Regions from separate parts of the Homo sapiens genome. Here region 2 is linked to region 1. The links are chromatin contacts, found by Hi-C or POLR2A ChIA-PET in ENCODE. All regions are on one chromosome and are shown on one strand. The core of a region is the stretch at or near the end of the contact, and the rest is flanking DNA. Distances in the headings are between cores, read along the strand shown.

Evidence for each region. Hi-C counts contacts between places; a loop is a spot of excess contacts on that map. ChIA-PET counts read pairs that join two places held with the same protein, here RNA polymerase II (POLR2A). Pooled maps may share reads with other maps.
Region 2: a pooled map shows a loop between it and region 1 (2.1-fold over the local background). The contact joins the promoter of SLC35E2B here to the promoter of FNDC10 in region 1. A Hi-C loop is called at or near these places in 1 of 168 maps with a recorded cell type or tissue (naive thymus-derived CD4-positive, alpha-beta T cell) and 6 of 50 pooled maps. POLR2A ChIA-PET finds 5 or more read pairs at or near these places in 4 of 52 experiments (H1, HEK293T, Panc1 and 1 more).

What each region holds. Positions count from the first base shown.
Region 1 is chr1:1,596,912-1,604,262 of GRCh38, forward strand. FNDC10 (fibronectin type III domain containing 10) reads right to left here and starts at 3,224. Exons shown (of 1, transcript NM_001242659.2): 1 at 1,101-3,224. The coding sequence starts at 3,104. The coding sequence ends at 2,424. It overlaps LOC105378586 (a long non-coding RNA gene), which reads left to right and starts at 2,522. Exons shown (of 3, transcript NR_147951.1): 1 at 2,522-2,705; 2 at 3,746-3,795. RefSeq lists silencers at 553-602, 2,831-2,950, 3,251-3,300, 4,714-4,856 and enhancers at 1,719-2,377, 2,378-3,037, 3,038-3,697, 3,698-4,357.
Region 2 is chr1:1,690,489-1,698,151 of GRCh38, forward strand. It overlaps SLC35E2B (solute carrier family 35 member E2B), which reads right to left and starts at 2,307. Exons shown (of 10, transcript NM_001290264.2): 1 at 1,961-2,307; 2 at 488-905. RefSeq lists an enhancer at 1,842-2,136 and silencers at 1,971-2,130, 2,701-2,780.

The DNA of each region.
Region 1 (7,351 bases), core at 1,974-4,473:
ACTGGAAGGTGCACCAGGTCAGAAGGAGGGGTTGGGGGTCCCCATGCCCCTGGGAGGATAATGGGGCCAGCCGGGAAGGTGGCCAGCTAGGGAACGAGCAGTCTGTGCCAGTGACCACGAGCTCAGATGCAGACGCCCCTCCCTGGCAGGGACGCCCACTCCCAGGCCAAGGCTTGTCCCCTGGGCCTTGCAGGCTGCTCAAGCCACTTCTGCAAACCCTCAGCTGGACTCCATGCCTCTGAGAAGCCCCCAGAACTGGCAGGACAGGCCTGTGGCTATAGCCCGTGTGAGCCTAAGCTCACAAACAAGCCGGAATCCCACCGCAGGCCAGGGAGCCTCCGAAACTTCCCGGCTGCTCCCCAAGGAGCCGTGCTGCCCCAGCTCCCTGGACGCTGCCTTTGCTGGTAGAAGACATGGAAACACCCTTGCAGGTGACCAGGGCAGAAGGTGGCTGGAACGGGAAGCCCCCCACTCCCACCAGGCTGTCTACACACATCGCTGCACACCCCCTCTAGGGATGAGTCACTCCTCAGAGCTGGGCTCCTCCTCCCCCTCCCCCTCCGCCCCCCCCCCCCCCGCCTGTTTTTGCTTCCTCAGGGTCACCCCTGGCTGCAAGTGCCTCAAGGACAGCCTGGAAGAGCCTGTGGGGGAGGGAGGGTGGCATTCAGCACAGGATACACACAGGAGCCCCAGGCTGTCCTCTGCCCACCGTCCCCACCCCAGCTCTAGCTCTGCCAGGGAGGCCCAGGCAGGGAGGTGAGCCCCTCCGGAGCAGCCTAATTGCCACTGTCACAGCTCAAGTGTGTCGCCGTGGGAATGGGCTATTTCTAAGCACGGCAGGTACCGTCTTCCCCTTCCCCCGCCAACACAGCTGGCCCAGGACAAGAAGGTGCAGAGACAAACAGGGGGCACCCTGCCTGTCCTGCTAGGAACTGCAAGGCAGCGTGCCGCACACGCTGCCTGGGCCAATGCCACCCAGGCCAGGAGAGGGTTTGGGGCCAGACACCAGCCCATACCCAAGGGTCCCAGGGGATGTGGGGAGAAGGGGAATCCACCTTTTCCTTCCCTCCCACCTCCCAAATAACACACAGACAGCTCTGTTGGTCTGAGAATGATGGACATTTAGACACTGGCGCCAGGTTTGCGCCTGACCGGCGCCACGCAGGGGTGGGCGGAGCAAAGACACACAGGTGGGCTACAGGTGTCACACGGCACCAGCCAGGGCCCGGGGTGGCTGGGGTGAGGATGGGTGTTTGGCCAGTGACCAGGAGTCAGGTCAAGTCCAGGTGGTCAGTGCCAGGGGCTCCAGGAGGGGAGGGCAGTGCCATAACCCTCCTGGTGTCCAGCGTCACCAGGCGGTCGTCACAGAAAGCAACCTCGGCCCGGGGCCCGGGTCTGCAGCAGGTGGGCAGGGTCAGCTTTTCTTCCATGGCGGGTGGCATTGTCTGGGCCGGATACTGGCTCTCGACCCCTGGGCATGCAAAGGCTAGGGGTGGTGCTGTCAGTCACACCGTTGCCACCAAGGTCCCCTGGGTCGGCTGAGGCTTGGGATCCAGGCAGCGGTGGAAGGTCGGGCTGCTCAAGGCCGGTATCTAAGCTTCTGCCCTGGGACCCAGTGGTGATGGCCGCCATCTGCCCCATTCCCACAGGGACCTAGTCAGAGGTCGCACACACAAAAGGGGTACCTGGCCCTGGAGAACCACCAGCTGCCCGGGGTCTGAGAACACTCACCCTGGCCGCTGGGCCAGGCCTGCCAGGCTCCCGGCTGGTCCAACACCCTAAACGGTACAGAGCGCTGCAGGCCCTCACCTCATGCTTCTGCAGCGCTTGAGGGTGAAGGTGTCTCCAAGGGGACGCTGGCCAGATGCATGGAGAGGCCGGCCAATCTTAGGGCCACAGACCCCCCCTGGACAGCAGAGGGTGTTGGCTCCTGCAGTGGGCCCGAGATACTAAGGCACGAAGCTAACCTAAGCCCAGTGGGGTGGGGCGGGGCAGGACAGGCTTGGAGAGCTGCGCCCCAGGCCTGCAAAGCACAGTGACCGAGCAATGGCGACGGTCTGTCTGGGACAATTCGGCACAGGATGGAGGTGCGGGGTGAGCCGGAGTGCCCATGGCTCTTGCTGGAAGGGGCTCCATGCCCTGGCCGCCTCTATAAAGGCCTGCGGAGAGCGGGGAGAGCCCTGGATGCGGCTGGCACAGCAGCGCAAGCCCAGGGGCCAATCCGGGGCCAGAGTCTGGGAGTCTGACGCCCGGCTGGAAAGGGCGTGTGATGATGCCAAAGTGCCGGAGCCGTCGCCGGCAGGTCCTCCTCCGCGGGGATCTTAAGGAGGCAGCAGGAATGAGGAGAGGAGAGCGGGCGGAGGACCTGGGAGCTCAGGCGCCCTCAGGCAGGTGGCGCAAAGATGGGCGGGCGGCCTCGCGCTTCAGGGGTGTCTGCGCAGGCCGGGGCGCGCGAGGGCCGGGCGCATGAGGTTCTCGGTGATGTAGGCCACCAGCAGGCAGATGACCACCAGCATGACGCAGATGGAGCCGCCCACCGCCGTCATGGCCACCACGATGTCCTGCATGCCGGCCGGCTCGGCGGTGAACTCCACGCACTCGGCCGGCTCGGGGGTCTCTGGCGCGGCGGCGGCGGGCCCAGCGCGCAGCGGCAGCGGCTGCAGGCACAGGCGGTAGAGGACGCTGTCGTGCACGTCGGGCAGCAGGTAGTCGCGGCAGGAGGCCCCGAGGAGCACGCGCTCGCACGGGAAGCGCGTGTAGGCGCCGCGCCACGAGCAGTTGAGCGCGAAGGCGCGCACGCGGCGCGCGGCGGCCGGGGCCAGGCGCCACTGCAGGAGGACGCTGCGGTTGCGCAGGACGCTGGCGCGCAGGGAGCGGCCGGCCGGGGCGTGCAGCACGCAGCCCGGAGCCTGGCAGCGGAAGCCGCGCGCGGGGCTGCGGAAGCACAGGCGCCCGCCGCCCGCCTCGGGGCCCTCGGGCAGCACCTTGTAGGGGCACCAGGGCGCGTCGGGGGTCGGCTCCCAGCCCGGCGGCGTCGGGGCGGCCGCGGCGCAGGGCGGCGGCGCGCAGGCGGCCAGCAGCAGCAGCAGCGGCGGGGCGCGCATCCTGCGGCGGGGCCACGGGGCGCGGCGCTGGGTCACGCGGGCCGCGCCGCCGCCGTCCCCGCTGCCCGCTCCCCGCGATCCCCGGCGCGCCGCGCCCTCCGCCGCCGCCCGCTCCGACCCGCCCCCGCGCCCCGTGCGCGCTCGGACCCGGCGCGGCGGCGGAGGCGGGGCCGCCCCTCGCCCCGCCCCCCTTAACCCTCGCCGGGCCGCGGCCTACGGGTGCGGGGGATCGGGGGTGGGGGGGAGGAGGGGGACGCAGCGAGGCGGCCGGAGTGCCGGTGGGGCTGGGGTGCGGGCAGGGGCGCGGGGTGCGGGCAGGGCCGCCGCTCTCCCGGCTTCCCGCCTAGTGAGCGCACCTTGGACCCCTGCGGCTTTTCCGAGCCGAAACTCACGGGCTGTGGCCGGCTTCGTTTCGCGTCGTGCAGCTCCGCGACCGCCCGTGGCCACACCAGTCGGGGACTTCGTGCTTTACGATGGGGGCGCAGCGGTCTGGCACGCGCAGGACCCCGGGCCTTGCACCCCAACGCTGGCCGCCCTGGACCCGCGGCGGGGACCCGCGCAGTCAGGGTACCTGCCCATACCGATGGGGTGGGGACCAGCACGGAGACTTTCCTTCACCCCGCGGCTTCTGTTCCTTTCAGGACGGACAGCGCCCACCCGGAGGAAAGCCTGACAGATGAGACTTCGCAAGGTGAGAACTCCCTTCGCTCCACACGCAGCGGAGGCAGCTGCAGGGCGCCGACCTTCCCTGCCTCATTGCGCCCCCTCCTCCTCCAGATGCGCTCTGGGGGGCCCTCCCGATGGCTGTGGGGAGGTCAGGGCTGGACAAAGGGAATCCAAAAAGCCCACCCGGTGCACTGAGTAGGTGGCACCGACGGGGGAGGGGAAGGCGGGACACACCCCAAGACCCCTGCCCCTCATTCCCGTCCCTGCATAGATCACCCAGCAACCAGGACACCCCTCCAGGGCCAGGACTACAGCCAGGGACTGTGTATGCAGACGTGGCCGGGCCTGGCCGGCCTGCCCTAACTGGAAAGGAGGCCAAGCCTCGCACCTAAGGCTGGGCTGGCACCTCCGCTGAGCCAGCTCTGGGTCTGCAGGGGTTGTGGGGGGCTCTCTGGCAACTGGACCATGAGTTCCTGCAACCCCTTCCTGTGCTCTCCTTGCCTGGGGGCAGAGTGAGGAGAGACTGGCTATTCTGCTCACGGTGTCCTTGGTCCCCGACCTCTGGATGGCCATGTCTCCGCCCCCCCACGGAGTCACCACCCAGCCTCACGAATTCCTGGTCATCTTGAAAAACCCAGTGCAGTGGTCAGGACCCCACAGGATCTCAGGGGCTCTGCCAGAGCCCCGGCCCAGCGGTCAGGCCCCCACCAACTGTGGTCACGGTGCACCTCCGTCCCCGGCATGGAGGGCCCTGACCCCCTACACCAGCCTGTTGGGCCCCTGGCAGGGTCTGCTGAGGCCTCTGCACCTGGCGCAGAGAGGTTGGGGGCAGAGACCTTGGGAGAGGCGCTCCCTGCCCCCTGCCCCCAGCTCCCACCTCTGCTTAGGAAGGGCAAACCCTGGGCTCTGACTCTTGCCCCAGCGTTGTGAGGCGACTCAGGGGCTGCCCCAGGGAAGCAGAGAGTGATGGTGACTCAGGGGACCCCCATGTCCTTGCCCAGAACTCCCCAGGGGTTCAGCCGACCTACTGCCACCAGTTCCCAGTGGAAGCCCCTCAGCCCCCAGGTGTGAGGGCATGGGCAGTGGGGCAGGGCAGGAGCCTGGATGATGGTATATGGGGTGGGGCGGCCCCCAACTATCTTGGCATGTTGGCCTGAGGACAGCTGGGGCCTTCACCCTGTGCCATGACCATTCCAGCTTCTTGTAGCAGCACCTGCATTTCCCTCTGGGCAGCCCCCTTTATCCATCCTCAGGTCATGGGGAGCTTGGGTGGGGCTGACACTCCCCTGCCTAGGAGTTGGCAGATGACCTGGGCGCGGCCAGCCAGACTGGACCCCTTAGCCTCGAGGCCTTTGCTGAAGCTCATGTGAGGGGGCGACTGCCCCTGACAGGTGTTGGATTCCAGCTGCTGTGGCCCTGAAGGTGGGTGGTGGGAAGAACGGGAGAATGAAGCCAGCCTTGGGAGAGGTAGGACGCCAGCCCGGCCCAGCTGCTTCCAGCATCTGGATCCAGCCTCACCTGAAGCCAGCCACCTCCTGGACTGCAAAGTCATTGTCAACACCGAAACACAGGGTTTCTGACCATTGCAACCCAGGGTCCCGGCGTGTCGTGGCTGCAGACCCTGCAGACCCCTATGAAGATGGTCCTGCCTGCCTTGCATCGGGCCTCTAGCTAGGGACTGTGGTTGCAGACGTAGTTCTGGGACTGAGCTCCTGGTGAGAGGCCAGTGGTGAGGGAAGAGAGACCAGCAGAGAAAAGAGTGGAGCCTCGGGCTGCTAGCAGAGTGGCAGAAACCGAGCCTGCGAGAGGAAAACATTGTTTCCCGCGGCCTCCTGCTGAGCCATGGGGACCCAGATATTGCGAAGTCCAGCTGGGGCCAACCCTAAGGAAGGAAGGAGGGAAGGGGACAGGGAGGGGTGAGGAGGAGAGGGAGGGAGTGACCTCTGCTTAGCACCTGCACTTGAGCAGCGGTGGCCTTTCACGCGCACACGCTTCCCCACCTGGAGCGCCGTCTCCAATGCTGTTTGTACACACACCAGCATTCTGACAGTCACTAAATGTTTTCTTTGAATGAGTTCACTTTTTCACCTAGAGTGCTTTCTAAAAGCAGACCATGATCGTGAATAGTAAGTATCACTTCCATAAATAGAAAGTGTCAGAAAAATAACTATCAGACGTTTTCAGCTTCTTGTCTTGCTTGGAAGCATCAGACGGTCTCTGAAATGCTGTCCCTCTGCTCCCCAGGTTGGCCCATCCTCTGCCACAGCTTGAGCCCCACCCACGGGGTCCCTGCTTGATGAGTGCTTCCCCTGTCCTCTGAGACCCTACTTCTGCCCCCGGAGGGGTGTCTGTCCAGGGGACCCCTCAGAGGTCCCACCCAGCCACTCCTGATCTCCCCACACAGGTGACTGGGCCACGGGGGCTCGTGGGCAGCCCTGGCCAGGGCTCAGTCCTCACTGTAGCAGGGAAGCTGCCGGCCCTCTAGGCAGGCCGCCCTCTGGGAACCCCTCTTCTCTCCAACTGCCCCAGCTCCAGGACAGGTTGGAAATGCTTTTGCCTGGCAGGGGAAGGCTGGACCAGTAACGATGGAAGTCTCCAGCATTAGTGGAGACATGGGGGCGGGGGAGCTTCCAGAGACGAGGTGTCCTGCTGGCCATGGCCTTGAGGGAACCTTGCAGCTGGCACGGGGTCTGCTGGGACTTGAGCATGTGGGTCCCTGGGGACCTGGGGAATGGCTCCGATGCTTAGGAGCTGTAAGAATGAGAGCTCCAGGGCAGCAGCCACCCGCTTCTCATGGCCCTCACGACCCGCAGCCCCTTTACCCTGGGAGCTGGGTGCCAGTGTCAGCATCCTGGCACACGTGTCCCTTAGGGCTCCCGGGAGCCACCCTTTCCTGCCCCTGTGGGTCTCCCATTTCTCCAGCAGCAGTGACCGCTTTCTCTTCCAGAAATGTGCCCCTGTGAGCCCTTCACAACTTCTGGTCATGCCTCCAAAATTCCAGGGAGGGGACAGAGCCCCTGGTGGAGAGGTGGGTGCCCCCCACCCTCACTGCTTCTCCGCTGGTGCTGGGTAGGAGTGCCCCATTCTCACCAGATCCTGGGCTCGGAGCCCGGGCCAAATACTGACCTCAGTGGGATCAGAACCTGAAAGCCCCTCTCTGGGGTGACTTTCTCAAGTGCTATCCTCAGTCTCCCTGGGCTCTCGCAGGATGGGGTCCCAGTCCCTGCAGGTGCCTCAGCCCAACCACTGAAGCAGATGACACCTTGGCCCGGGCATCTCTGTGGCCCGAGCTGGGGGAGGAGGTGACTTCCTGGGTCCCATCCCAAGAGCATCCACAGTGGCGTCGCCAGTGGAGGGGTGAAGCTGAGGGGCCCCACAGACCCCAGGCCCAGGGCTTGGTGGCTGCAAGAGCTGGGAGGAGCCCCATCCTCCAGGGCCTTCAGGGAAGGTGGAGCGGACTCTTTCCCAGCAGCTGCCCGTTTCCTGCAGTGCTGGCTGCTTGTTACCGTGAGACTGACAGGTACCCCAGAGCTGAGCTTGTGCCTGCCAGAGCCTTCATCCAACTAACCCCCGATCCTTTG
Region 2 (7,663 bases), core at 1,057-3,556, 93 kb after region 1:
AGCACTTTGGGAGGCCAAGGCGGGCAGATCACCTGAGGTCAGGAGTTCGAGACCAGCCTGGCCAACATGATGAAACTCCGTCTCTACCAAAAATACAAAAATTAGCCAGGCGTGGTGGCAGGCGCCTGTAATCCCAGCCACGCAGGAGGCTGAGGCAGCAGAATCACTTGAACCTGGGAGGCGGAGGTTGCAGTGAGCTGAGACTGCGCCTGCTCCAGCCTGGGTGACACAGCAAGACTCCGTCTCAAAAAGTAAAGAAAAAAAAAAAACAAAACAACATATTTCACAGAGAAGAATTTATGTTTTTGGAGAAGGAGTTTCGCTCCTGTCGCCCAGGCTGGAGTGCAGTGGTGAGATATCAGCTCACTGCAACCTCAACCTCCCAGGTTCAAGCGATTCACAGAGGACAATTTCTAAAAGGCAAATAAGAAGCAGGAAGGGTGCATGCTCCTTCTCTACTGCCCTGTAACAGTCATTCCACACTTACCACCTCAAAACAACAAATGCTTTTGATGTTGGCTCCTGTGGGGCAGCAATCTGCGGGAAGCTTAGCCAGGCACCTCTGGCTTAAGGTCCCTCCTGAAGCTGCAGTCACACCATGGACCAGGGCTGTGACCTCATCCGAAGGCTCAACTGGGGCTGAGGCCCACCTCTGAGCTCACTCAGGTGGACGCTGGCTGGGTTCAGTTCCTTGCTGGCTATAGGTGGAAAGGGCCCCCACCAGTTTCTTGCCAGCTTCTCCACAGGACGCCCCACAGCCTGACAGGAGCTTTCATCCAGCAAGCTCATCAGGGAGTGGGAGAGAGCAGCCAGGACAGGAGCCCAGACCTTTCTGAACCTCATCTCAGAAGTGACATCCTTCCCTTCTGCTGTCTGGGCACAGCTCCCCGGGTGGAGCCCGAGGACTAGAAGGAAAAGAAAACTTGGATTTAAAATGGGATAAAGCCATAGGAGCTGCTCGTCCCACCACAGGAATCTCAACGCCGGGTTACTGACAAAGCGTCACTTTGCACCTCGTCCAACTGTGCAGACCTCTCCTAGCCAGGCCCCTGCACCAGAGGTTAAGAATCCGTGCCCCTGGTCAGGAAGTCCAGGTGGGTTCAAACGGCCAGCAGGGAATTTCAGGCAAAATGTGTCCCAAATCTTCAAACCATGCCCCAGAACTCAGACCTCCCCCTGGGAGTTCGTCCCAAGGAAACCACCTGCAAGAGGCTCAGGCTGCAGGGGACACTCCGCTTCCAAAACCCGGAAGCTGGAGACCACACAAGTGCCCAACGCCAAAGGCACCCCGTGGAGGGACGCCCTGTGCCCTCCCCCGACCAGGTGACCCGCTGCGCCCTACACATCTTCACCAGGAAACATCTGTTATCGATGTGGACGAAGCGCAGCCTGCACTCCCAGATCCGCTCATTTTCGTTCTGCCCTCCGTTTTACGATTCGCCTACACTGAAAATGCGTGAGTGGAGTGGAAAGCCTTCCTACTCCTGCCTCAGCGACCCCTTCTAAAATACTGCCTCGTTTGGCCTGAAAATGTGATTTGCAGGCTTCCTGAGCAAAGTAGATTTCACTCCATTAAAGAAAAAAAAAAAGAAAAGGCACCGAACGGGGCTCGGCTGTCGGGAGTTTTGCTTTAGTTTTTTGCGTGTTTTGTTTTGTGTTTTTTTGTTGTTGTTGTTCTTTTTGCGGCCACGCACACCGCGTTCCCAGGCTTCAGGGCGTGGGGGTCGCCGTGGACTCCCGGACGTGAAAACGCTTAAAGCCAGCTGGGAAAACCCCACCAGCGTTTTCCGCGCACAGCGCCAGCCATAGGAAAGGACCCCCAGGAGCGAATCCGGGCAGGGAAACCCCGGACGCCCGCACACTCAGCATCAGTACCGGCACCCAGCACCCAGCACCGAGCACCGAGCACGCAGCACCCAGCACCGATCACCGAGCAGAGCACCCCGCACGCAGAACCCACCGAGAGCCTGATGCAGTCTCCGCCGCAGGCATAGCGCTAGGCCCCGGCGCCTTCACAACAAAGGGACGCTGGCGGGCGGGGCCTGAGAGGCGCGCGGTGGAGGGGCCGGGCGCGAGGCCGCGGAGACAGCTCGGAGCTCGGCACTGGGGAGTGGCACAGCGCTGGCGGATCCAGGTGGGCTTCACGGGGCGCCCGCGGGACCGGAAATGACGCGCAGAACCCTGCATCGGGCTCCTCGCTGCCCCGCGGGCGCCGCTCCTCAGTGCCCCAGAGCCACGGAGCCGGGGAAACGCGCCGCGGCCCACAACGCCCCCGCGGCTGCCCGTTGGTTCCGCCCGGGCCGTTCTACTCCAGGCAGACGGGAGGAGAAACACGGCGCGCTCAGCGTCCCCTCCCCCGTTGGTTCTGCTCGGGCCCTTCCACTGCAGGCCGACGGGGGTGGAAACACGCAGTTTTTTTTTTTTTTTTAAGGTCTAGGGTAACACGGGGCTTTTAAGTGCCTCTCCGCTGCCGCCTGGTGGTCCAGCCCGGGCCGTTGCAGTGCAGCCACACGGGGAGGGACACGGCGCGCCGAGTGCTCCGGGCGGCCGCACGTTGGTTCCGCCCGGGCCGTTCCACTGCAGGCAGAGGGAGAGGACGACGGTGCGCGTAGTGCATCCCCGTGGCCCGTTGGTTCCGCCGGGGCCGTTCCACTGAAGGCAGAAGGGGGGGGACCGTGGCCCCACCCCCCGCGGCAGCCCGTTGGTTCCGCCCGGGCGGTTCCGCCCGGGCTGTTCCACCAGCGGCACTTCAGGGCGGGATCGGCCAGTCTGTGGAGGCAGCGGCCTCTAAGCCCCGGAGGGTTTACTGCCCAGGTTTGGGTTCCAGGAATAAGAAATCCACTGAATAGGCTTAACTTAGAAGACACAAAGGCGCCTCCTGGCGGAAGTGGCCACGCTCCGCCCAGCCTGAGGGAAAGCTGCTCTGACAGCTGGGCCCGGAGCTGCGGGGGGCGGGGCCGCCGCGCGGGGTGAGGACTCGCCTCAGGGCGCTGATTGGCTGGTGGCGCGCTCCGGGGCGGGGCCTTCGTATCCAGGCTGGCGTCGGGGCTGCCGCGGGACATCCGGAGCAGACACCCGCGGGCGCGCCTGCGGCCCCGAGGACCCCCGGCTCCGGAGCTTCGTCGAGCGTTTTCCTAGCGTTACTTTCCCAAATAATTTTCAGGAATGAAGTTACGGCTAAAGGGCTCTTTAGAGATTACTTTTGGGCCGGGCCCGGTGGCTCACGCCTGTAATCTCAACACTTTGGGAGGCCGAGGCCGGCGCATCACGAGGTCAGGAGCTTGAGACCAGCCTGGTATGGCCAACGTGGTAAAACGTCGTCTCTACTAAAAATACAAAAATTGGCCGGGCGTGGTGGCGGGCGCCTGTAATCCCAGCTACTCCGGAGGCTGAGGAAGGAGGATCACCTGAACCCGGGAGGCGGAGGTTGCAGTGAGCCGAGATGGCGCCACTGCACTCCAGCCTGGCGACAGAGCGAGACTCCCTGTCAAAAGAAAAAAGAAAAGATTACTTTTGGCCGGGCGAGGTGGCTCACGTCTGTAATCCCAGCATTTTGAGAGGCTGAGGCGGGCGGATCGCCTGAGGTCAGGAGTTCGAGACCAGCCTGGCCAACATAGTGAACCCCCCCCCATCTCTACTAAAAATACAAAAAAAAATTACCCGGGTCTCGTGGCGCGTGCCTGTGGTCCCCGCTACTCGGGAGGTTGAGGCAGGAGAATCGCTTGAACCTTGGAGTTGAAGGTTGCAGTGAGGCGAGATAGCGCCGCTGCTCTCCGACCTGGGCGACAGTGGGAGACTTCATCTCATAAATAAATAAATAAATAAATATTACTTTTACGTTTTGTTAAACTTCCACTTGTTTTTGTTTCCGTTGCATGAACCTTCGTAAAGCTTCAGGAGGCTGATGGCAGCCTCCTTCCCCAGGCTTCCCCGTGGCGCCCGCAGCCGGGTTGGGCCAGAGGCTGGGACTGTTTCCTCCCGTGGGGTCTTTGGTGGGGATGTCCCCAGAGGAGTGGGGCAGGAGGAGGGGCACGGAGCGCCCCCGGGAGCCGGTCAGAGCGCAGCGATGGTGTCTGTGGTTCCAACCACTCGGGAGGCTGAGGTGGGAGGATGGCTTGAGCCTGGGAGCTTGAGGCTGCAGTGAGCTAGAATCACAGCACCACACTCCAGCCTGGGCGACAGAGTGAGACCCTTGTCTCACAAAAAAAAAAAAAAAAAAAAAAAAAAAAAAAAAAAGGCTGGGTGCGTTGGCTCGCGCCTGTAATCCCAGCACTTTGGGTGGCCGAGGCGGGCGGATCACGAGGTCAGGAGATCGAGACCATCCTGGCTAACACGATGAAACCCCGTCTCTACAAAAAATACGAAAAAAAATTAGCCGGGCATGGTGGCACGTGCCTGTAATCCCAGCTACTTGGGAGGCTGAGGCAGGAGAATCACTTGAACTCAGGAGGCAGAGCTTGCAGTGAGCCAAGATTGGGCCACTGCACTCCAGCCTGGCGACAGAGTGAGACTCCGTCAAAAAAAAAAAAAAAAAAAAAAGGAAGAAAGAAAATTATAAAATGAAGTGAAATTAACGCAGTGGAGTGCCACCTGCCTGCTGCCTGAGTTCACTATCCACACGGAGTTCATAAATTTGAGAGCAGTTTACAAAGTAGATTCTCCTACTTTCCAGGAAACCCAGAAATGTCTGGTGATTTGCCCAACAGTCTCAGCTGTTGTGGTCAGCAGGGCCGCTGTGGTATCCAAATGATTTCAAAAGCAGATTTATAAAAAGTACTCCTTTTTTTTTTGAGATGGAATTTCGCTCTCATCGCCCAGGTTGGAGTGCAGTGGCACGATCTCAGCTCACTGCAACCTCCGCCTCCCGGGTTCAAGTGATTCTCCTGCCTCAGCCTCCTGAGTAGCTGGGATTACAGATGTGTGCCCTCACGCCCAGCTAATTTTTATATTTTTAGTAGAGACAGGGTTTCACCATGTTGGCCAAGATGTTCTCCATCTCCTGACCTTGTGATCTGCCCGCTTCAGCCTCCCAAAGTGCTGGGATTACAGGCGTGAGCTACCCCACGCCCGGCCTTTATTTTTTTTTGAGACGGAGTCTCACTCTGTCGCCCAGGCTGGAGTGCAGTGGCGCGATCTCGGCTCACTGCAAGCTCCACCTCCCAGGTTCAAGAGATTCTTCTGCCTCAGCCTCCCGAGGAGTTGGGATCACAGGCACCCGCCACCATGCCCAGCTAATTGTTTTGTATTTTTAGTAGAGACGGGGTTTCACCGTTGTTAGCCAGGATGCTCTTGAACTCCTGACCTCATGATCCACCCACCTTGGCCTCCCAAAGTGCTGGGATTACAGGTGTGAGCCACCACGCCTGGCCTCTCAAAGTTTTTATAGCAAAGCCTTACATTTCATGAGGAACCATGCATTTTATTTTATTTTTGAGATGGGGGATCTCGCTACTTTGCCCAGGCTGGGCTCAAACTCAGGGCTCTCTGGCCTCAGCCTCCCGAGTAGCTGGGTCTGCAGGTGGCTGTCACCGTGCTGGGCCTGGGGTGTGCGTATTAATGATTTTGGAATAGTGTCTGGAAGCCTGTGTGCTTTCCTCTCTTCCTCTCCCCAGAAGGACCTCCCACCTCGTCCTCCCAAAGTGTTGGGATTACAGGTGTGAGCCACCATGTCCCCTCTCTTTGCTATTTTGCCTGGGAGGAGTGTATTAATAATTTTAATTTTAAAGTTCTTTGATTATGTTCTAGTTTGATTATTGATCATTTACTTCTTAGCTATTTATATTCTTCCTTGAGTCATCGGTTTCTGCCCTTTGACAATTTTTCTGTGAATGTTTTGTGTCGATTATATGAGCTTTGTCTGTATTGAGAACATCCACGAATTGTATTATTGCATCTGTTTTGCTAGTTGAGAACATCGACCTGCTGTATTATTGCAAATGTTTTCCTGCTTGCATGTAGTCATTTGTTGTGCATATTAATGAATTTCTATCCACATGACGCCGGAAGGGGATAGAGTGGGTGGGGAGGAAGAGGGAAGGGTCCCCACCTGGAGACCCAGCCTGCAGGCCACTCGGCCACCTGCGCAGAGGTAGGGGAGCAGCAGCCGCTCATGCCCCTGCAATTTGTCCTCATCAGCAGGTGGGGAAACTGAGGCCGGGGAGTTCTCCAGGCCAAGGTCACTCACGGGCAAGTTCCCGCAGCCTTTGGACCCTCCATACATGTCAGGGCCGCTCATGCTTTCCTGGGCCCTTCACTGGTTTGGAGGAACCATCCTGTTTCCCAGAGCGCACTGCCTGTCTCTGAGTGTATGTGTCTCAGTGGCGTCCATGTGTATTTTTCTGTGTGTGTATCTGTGTGAGTCTGTGTGTGTGGTGTGTTTGTGTCTGAGTGTGTGGTGTTAGCGTGTGTCTCAGTGGCGTCCATGCATATTTTTCTGTGTGATGTGTCTGTGTGTGTGTCTCTGAGTGTGTGGTGCCTGCGTGTGTCTCAGTGGTGTCCATGCATATTTTTCTGTGTGGTGTGTCTGTTTGTGTGTGTGTGAATCTACGTGGGTGTTTGTCCATCTTTTTGTCTGGCCTCCTGTCCCCTCTGCACAGAGCAGCTGGGTGGGGATGCTGGTCCTGGGGGCTTGTCAGCAGGATGTGGGCGTGGGGCAGCCCTGGGTGAGGCCTGAGTACAGGCCCCAGGTGCCTCCTGCACAGGGGTGGCTGAGCCGGCTCCTCTGTGGCTCCCGGGTCCCCACCGCCGGTCACTGGGCACCACCTGTCCTGGCCACCCACTCCTGCCCACCCTGCTCTCCGCAGGGGCCTCCTTCCTCTTTCAGCTGTGCGCCCTGGTTGTGGAGGCTCCTAAGGAGGTTGTGGCCTCGGTTTACCACCTGCCTTGGCTCCTTGGTGTTGCCAGACCCTGAAGGCAGCCCATGCCCTGGCTGAGATCCTTCTGGGGCAGGATGTGCTGGAAGCAGCTGAAACATGTGGTGATGTACCAGCTCCTGCTGTCCCCTACATCCCCAGCACCGCCAGCCTTCCCTGGGCTCCTCCAGCTGGCTTCTCTACCCTGTACCTGCCCCACCCTGCTTTCCCCCGACCCTACTACCCCCCAACCAGACTTCCAGCTCCAGGCAGGGTCGCAGCCTCCTGGGCTCCCAGCAGGACAGGCCTCACCCAGACCCCGCAGGAGCCGTGGGACTTGGGCTGGGTCTTTGGGCCTGGCTGCAGCCCCTTTGGACCTGACCTGAGGAGACACCCTGGCTGTGGGAGGCAGGGTGGGGGTGCCGGGCCCAGCACAGAGGTGCCCAGGGTGCAGGCTGGCACTGGCCCGGCAGGGACCGTGGATGCCGCCGTTTCAGGCTCGAAAAGGTTTCCATGCCCCAGAGCCTGAGCCCGGCAGCCCCCGAGGATGTCTTGGGGCCTCTGTGCTCCCCAAAGCCAAGAAGGTTAGGCTTGACCCACAGCCTCTTCCAGGCCGGGGAGGCAGAGGCGCTCCAGGTCGGTAGGGCGGGGCCCACAGCCCAGGGTTTCACGTCCCCAAAACGGGGCAGGGTGCTGGAGGGGCAGGTGTCCACAGGGTGGTCGTTTTGGTCTCTCCTGGACTTGCACGCGTGTAGTGCAGACTGGCTGCCGGCAAAGCCCTGAGCCACATTCATCTGGGCCTTGTTAGGACA